2 separate regions of the Homo sapiens genome follow, and region 1 is linked to region 2. A link is an interaction called in ENCODE POLR2A ChIA-PET data of the cell type or tissue named here. Cell type or tissue: GM12878. All regions are shown on one strand. Links, peaks and the distances in the headings refer to the core of each region. The heading gives the core; the rest is flanking DNA. Region 1 overlaps SMG6 (SMG6 nonsense mediated mRNA decay factor). Region 2 overlaps SMG6 (SMG6 nonsense mediated mRNA decay factor).

The links. Peaks named below come from ENCODE experiments on the same cell type or tissue, not always from the same donor. Only the 100,000 strongest peaks of a DNase experiment are listed, where the experiment ranks them.
Region 1: POLR2A ChIA-PET joins it to region 2 with 15 read pairs; 7 of 35 experiments call an interaction of 5 or more read pairs at or near these places.

What each region holds. Positions count from the first base shown.
Region 1 is chr17:2,139,692-2,142,603 of GRCh38, reverse strand. The region is part of intron 13 of SMG6 (SMG6 nonsense mediated mRNA decay factor); the gene reads left to right. Among named protein-coding and RNA genes, the nearest start is that of SMG6-AS1, 51 kb to the right of the region's middle. In GM12878, for the core only: no CTCF peak of the experiment used is centred there; no DNase peak of the experiment used is centred there.
Region 2 is chr17:2,233,672-2,236,583 of GRCh38, reverse strand. It overlaps SMG6 (SMG6 nonsense mediated mRNA decay factor), which reads left to right. Exons shown (of 19, transcript NM_017575.5): 10 at 1-92. Among named protein-coding and RNA genes, the nearest start is that of SMG6, 69 kb to the left of the region's middle. In GM12878, for the core only: no CTCF peak of the experiment used is centred there; no DNase peak of the experiment used is centred there; H3K27ac peaks cover 643 bases.

The DNA.
Region 1 (2,912 bases), core at 136-2,635, 94 kb after region 2:
CCATATTTGCCTACTTTTAAAATTGGGTTGTCTTTTATTGTTGAGTTGTAGGAGTTCATAGATAGATAGATAGATAGAAAGATTACATTGAGTTGTAGGAGTTCATAGATAGATAGACAGACAGACAGAGAGGGTCTCACTGTGTTGCCCAGGCTGGTTTTGAACTCCTGGGCTCCAGCGATCCTCCTGCCTTGGCCTCCCAAAGTGCTGGGATTACAGGCATGAGTCACCACACCCAGCCTTGAGTTGCAGGAGTTCTTTATAGATTCTGGATACAAGTCCTTTATCAGATAAATGATTTACAAATATTTTCTCCCTATGATTTGATTGTCCTTGCACTTTCTTGAATGTTTTAATTTTTACGAAGTCCAATTAATCTGGTTTATTTTATTTTGTTACTTGTGCTTTGGTGTTATAAAGACATTTTTAAACAATAAGGACTGGGAGAAGCTGGTGTGCGCCTGTATTCCCAGCCACTTGGGAGGCTAAGACAGGAGGATCACTGGAGCCCAGGCATTGGAGTCCAGCCATAGTGAGATCCTGTCCTCCCGCCAAAAACAAAAACAAAACAGAGTTTATCACCAAATATCCTCACTAAACGAAGTTTCTTCTACCTGAAGTACACACTTCAGAAAAGTATCCTAGATTCCAAAGAAATGGTAAACAGTGATTGTAACTATAAAATTGGATCAGATTGATTACAAAGGAACCATGGAGTTAAAAGCTTCCTTAGAAGACATCAGGGCCAGTCTCTTATCTAATGAAAAAATAGTCCTCCAGTTTTCTCAATGGCCTCTGCTCCAGATGCTTCCCCAGAATTTACTCTATTATGAGACAGTCACTATAAAAAGTTCCTCCTCAGGCTGAGTGAGGTGGCTTGTGCCTGTCATCTCAGCACTTTGGGAGGCCAAGGTAGGAGGAGCACTTGAGCCCAGGAGTTCAAGACCAGCCATGCAACATAGCAAGACCCTGCCTCTGCAAAAAAATTTTTTAAAAATTAGCGGGTATGGTGTGCACACCTGTGGTCCTAGCCATTCAAGTGGCTGAGGCAGGAGGATCACTTGAGCCCAGGATTTCAAGGTTACAGTGAGCTGTGATTGTGCCACTGCACTCCAGCCTGGGTGACAGAGCAAGACCGCATCTCTAAGAAAAAAAAGTTCCTTCTCAAACTGAACACAGCCTGCCTTCCTGTAATTCCCACTTAATGATTTTTTAAAAGTTTTCTCAAAATCACAAAGTCTGTTTTTTCTATATCTGACACACCTTAGTTATACTTGAAATTCTCTTTACGTTTTCTTTTCTCTAAGCTAAACAAACCAGTGCAATCAAATAGATTCTTGGCCAGTGCTGCGAAATATTATAGGACTTTATGTAATGATGCAGTGTTTAGTACTGTAATGATGGAAAGTTACTATTTCCACACCATCCTCTATGGTAGCCACTGGCCACATGTGACTTTTGAATACTTGAAATGTGGCTAGTGCAACCGAAAAACAAATCTTAATGTAGTTAAATTGAAATATCCACATGTGGCTAGTGGCTACTGTATTAAACACTGCAATTCTAGATCATTCTCCTGGCCAGATTTCTCTGTGCCATTACCAGCAGCATCAGATTCACCTGGGAACTTGTAATGTTTTAGGCCCTACCTCAGCCTTTTGAATCATAAACAGTTGAGGGTGGAGCCCAGCAGGCTCATTTAACAAGCTCTCCAGGTGATTCCAATGCACTAATACTTGAAAGGCAATTCCAGTTTGTCAAGGCTTCTGTAAAAAGCAGTGCTCAGACAAGGTCTGACATGCATGGATTTCACCTAAAGACAGCTTCAATGGCTTTTTTTTTTAATTGAATACTACTTTCTAAATATTGCATTGACTGCATGTTATAAAAATGAATACAATGTGGATATGAAGAATTTTTTTTTTTTTTTTTGAGATGGAATCTCACTCTGTCACCCAGGCTGGAGTGCAGTGGTGCAATCTCGGCTCACTGCAACCTCCGCCTCCCAGGTTCAAGCGATTCTCCTGCCTCAGCCTCCCAAGTAGCTGGGACAACAGGTGCGTGCTACCACACCCGGCTGATTTTTTTGCATTTTTAGTAGAGACAGGATTTCACCATGCTAGCCAGGATGGTCTTGATCTCCTGACCTCAGGATCCACCCACCTTGGCCTCCCAAAGTATTGGGATTACAGGTGTGAGCCATCGTACCCGGCCTGGATATGAAGAATTTAAAAAAATAAAGTGTCAGGCCAGGTGCAGTGGCTTACGCCTGTAACCCCAGCACTTTGGGAGGCTGAGGCATGCAGATCACTTGATATCAGGAGACCAGCTTAGGCAGCATGGCAAAACCCCATCTCTACTAAAAGTACAAAAACTAGTTGGGCATGGTTGCACATGCCTGTGGTCCCAGCTACTTGGGAGTTTGAGGTGGGAGGATCACTGGAGCCTGGGAGGCGGAGGTTGCAGTGAGCCGAGGTCTCACTACTGCACTCCAGCATGGGTGACAGAGTGAGACCCTGTCTCAAAAATAAAGTGCCCCTTAACAGTTTAAAAAAAATTAGTTAACAGGCAGTTTCCCAGCTGGGCGTGGTGGCTCACGCCTGTAATCCCAGCACTTTGGGAGGCTGAGGTGGGAGGATCACATGAGCTCAGGAATTCGAGAGCAGCCTGGGCAACATGGTGAAATCCCATCTCTACTAAAAATACAAAAATTAGCCGGGTATGGTGGCATGCGCCTGTAATCCCAGCTACTTGGGAGGCTGAGGCAGGAGAATCGCTCAAACTCAGGAGGTAGAGGTGACAGTGAGCCAAGATCACACCACTGCACTCCAGCCTGGGTGACAGAGCGAAACTCCATCTCAAAAAAAAAATTTGTTTGTTAAATGTCTTGGCACAGTGGCTCACACCTGTAG
Region 2 (2,912 bases), core at 212-2,711:
ACTGCAGCACAGCCCCTCTCCCATTGGAAGTACCCGCATGCTGCAGCTTATGACCATCAATATGTTTGCAGTACACAACTCCCAGCTGAAAGGTAAGGCATGTTTAGTTTCTTCATCTAGAATATAGACAGATAGAGATTAATGTAGCTTCTTTCTTGTGTTACCATACCTACCATACCTACCTCCCCCCACCCCACCCCCGAACACACACACCCTACCCTACGCTTCCTACCATTGTCTCAGATATTTAGTTTACTTTGAAATCTGTATGACTCTCTAGTGCTTGGGTGGGATGGAAGGAGGGAATCATGGGTATAGAGCTTAATTTGCAAATGCAGAGATGCAGTTGCACATCTGGCCACGCGAAAGGCAGCAGCAAGGCCTCTTGAAGGCTGCAGACCCAGAGCCTCTCCCAAGGGAGAGGCATTGCTGAGATGTTTCATTGCAGAGACCATACGCTTGGCAGGGATTGGGAATAGCTGTTTCTGGACTCATGTACCCTGTTTGTTCAATATGGAAAAGTCTAGTTCCCTATGGGATATCCCTAGTGGGAGCCTGCCAGGGAGTAAGAACCGAGAATTGATGAGCTTTGGTGACTCAAATCTGGAAGCACAAAAACCACCAGTCCCAGAATTTAGCTATTATACCAGTGTGCATTCTAAAATGTTTTTCTGAACATTTTGGGGTTTTTTCATAGGGGGTCGGGTGGGTGTGGAAGTAGAGGGGAGAAGGACAGATTGGCAGGGTTTTAAATGTTCTGATGACCAGGTCAGGGTCAAAGGATGTTACCAGGATTCCTTCCCTTCCCTTCCGTTCCCTTCATTTCACTTAGGTAAGGATGATATGGTATGACTTGATGGAATTATGTAGTACAGGGATGACATTATTTTCTGTGTCTGTTCGCAAGGGTAATTTGGTCCATGCTGCCTAGGAGTCATTTCAGAACACTGACAGAGAGTGTTTGGTCTCAGGGCAAGAAATGCCAGGAAGTGGGAATTGGCCCATAGAGACCCTGCTGTAAAACAGATCTGGTGTTTCTTGACAGAGTGGCGCTGGGTCTCTTGTTGCCCCTTTTCATAGCACTTTCTCTCACCATGAAGTTGATTGATTTATCTCCCCGTTTGTACTTAAGGGTTATGCTTCACTTGGTTGTGGTGGGGGAGTGAATATGCCACACTTTGCCTTGAAATGGAAATGCGGATCTTTCTGGGACTAGGCAAGGTCCTCTCAGAGTGTGTCTGGGTTCTCAGTTACTTCTGAATCCTAGAGGATTTCCTCCTCTCATGCTGCCTGCTACAGCGTTTAGAATTCCCAGCAGAAAGTGAGATCCAGGGGCTTAGATGCCTTTTTGAACTTGGCTAATTTTTCCTGAGATGGCTATTTGGGTAAATGGCCCTGAGGAAGCATCGATTCTTAAGTGGCAGCACTGGTTTCCAGGGAGAAGAGAACAAAGTTTGTAAAATGCTGTGCTGGTGAGGCCCAAAGGGGAGGGACAGTCTGCTACCAAGTAGGAAGCCCACCTGACTCTGGAAATGGGCCCTCCTGAGGTGCCCTCCTGTTCATTCCCATCTCCCACTAAAAACAACCCACAGAGTTCAGTGAGCTACCTGTCACAGAGCTGCAGCCTCAGCCAAGACATTGTTCCAGCACCAAATGACCTGTGGCTTCTTTAGGTGTGAATGTAAAGGACCTGCCTTTAAATACCAAAAATTAGCTGTGCTTGGTGGTGGGCACCTGTAATCCCAGCTTCTCAGGAGGCTGAGGCAGGAGAATTGCTTGAACCTGGGAGGTGGAGGTTGCAGTGAGCCGAGATTGCAAACTATACTGCAGCCTGGGCAGCAGAGTGAGACTCCATCTCAAATAATAATAATAATAATTAAGAATTAAAAGCCCTTGCCCATGAAGCATCTGTTTTCAGCAGCTTCTATTCCATGGAAAGGAATACCTTGGCCTTTTAATAGGCCACCAGTGAGTCTTTTTCTTGTAGCTGTTGTTAAGTAAAGGTTAAGAAAATAATGGTAGGCCGGGTGCGGTGGCTCACGCCTGTAATCCCAGCGCTTTGGGAGGCCAAGGCAGGCAGATCACCTGAGGTCAGGAGATTGAGACCAGCCTGGCCAACATGGCGAAACCCTGTCTATACTAAAAATACCAAAAATTAGCTGCGCTTGGTGGTGGGCACCTGTAATCCCAGCTTCACAGGAGGCTGAGGCAGGAGAATTGCTTGAACCTGGGAGGTGGAGGTTGCAGTGAGCCGAGATTGCAAACTATACTGCAGCCTGGGCAGCAGAGTGAGACTCCATCTCAAAAAATAATAATAATAATTAAGAATTAAAAGTAAAAAAAAAAGAAAATACAGGTAAAAGGAAGGTAAGATGGTGAGTACAGAGAAAGAAATCGGTTGTTCCCTGATGTGAGGCCAAGGCACTTTTTCTAGGACTCTTCCATGGTGGGTCATAACGAGTACCCTCTAGCCAGGAGAGACATGGAAAAATAAAGCCCGTACTTGAGACCCTACTTTTCATGACTGGTCTGCTCCTGACTCTCACCTCATTGTCACCTCGATGAGGTCACTGGGGCCAAGAAGAGTATGGGTTGAGGTGTTCAGAGGCTCCAAGGGTGTTTCAAGGAAAAACGGCCCAGGCCACAGGATATAACACTCAGTGAGGACAGAGAGCTCTGTGGACGTGCTGCCAAGTACCCAGTGTGCAGCTGAGGTGGCCATCCAGACCCCGCTGTGTGGGCTGCCATTGGGACAGGGGCGAGCAGAGTGCTCGGCAGGGCTGGCTGGTGGGAAGATGCACTTTTCCATTTCCCAGCACATGAGTCATCATCTTTGGTCCCCTGTGCTGTGCTGTGCTTGCCTGGACAGTGGCAATAAGGGGGTGTTGTGGCTGAGTAGCAGCATCTGTGCC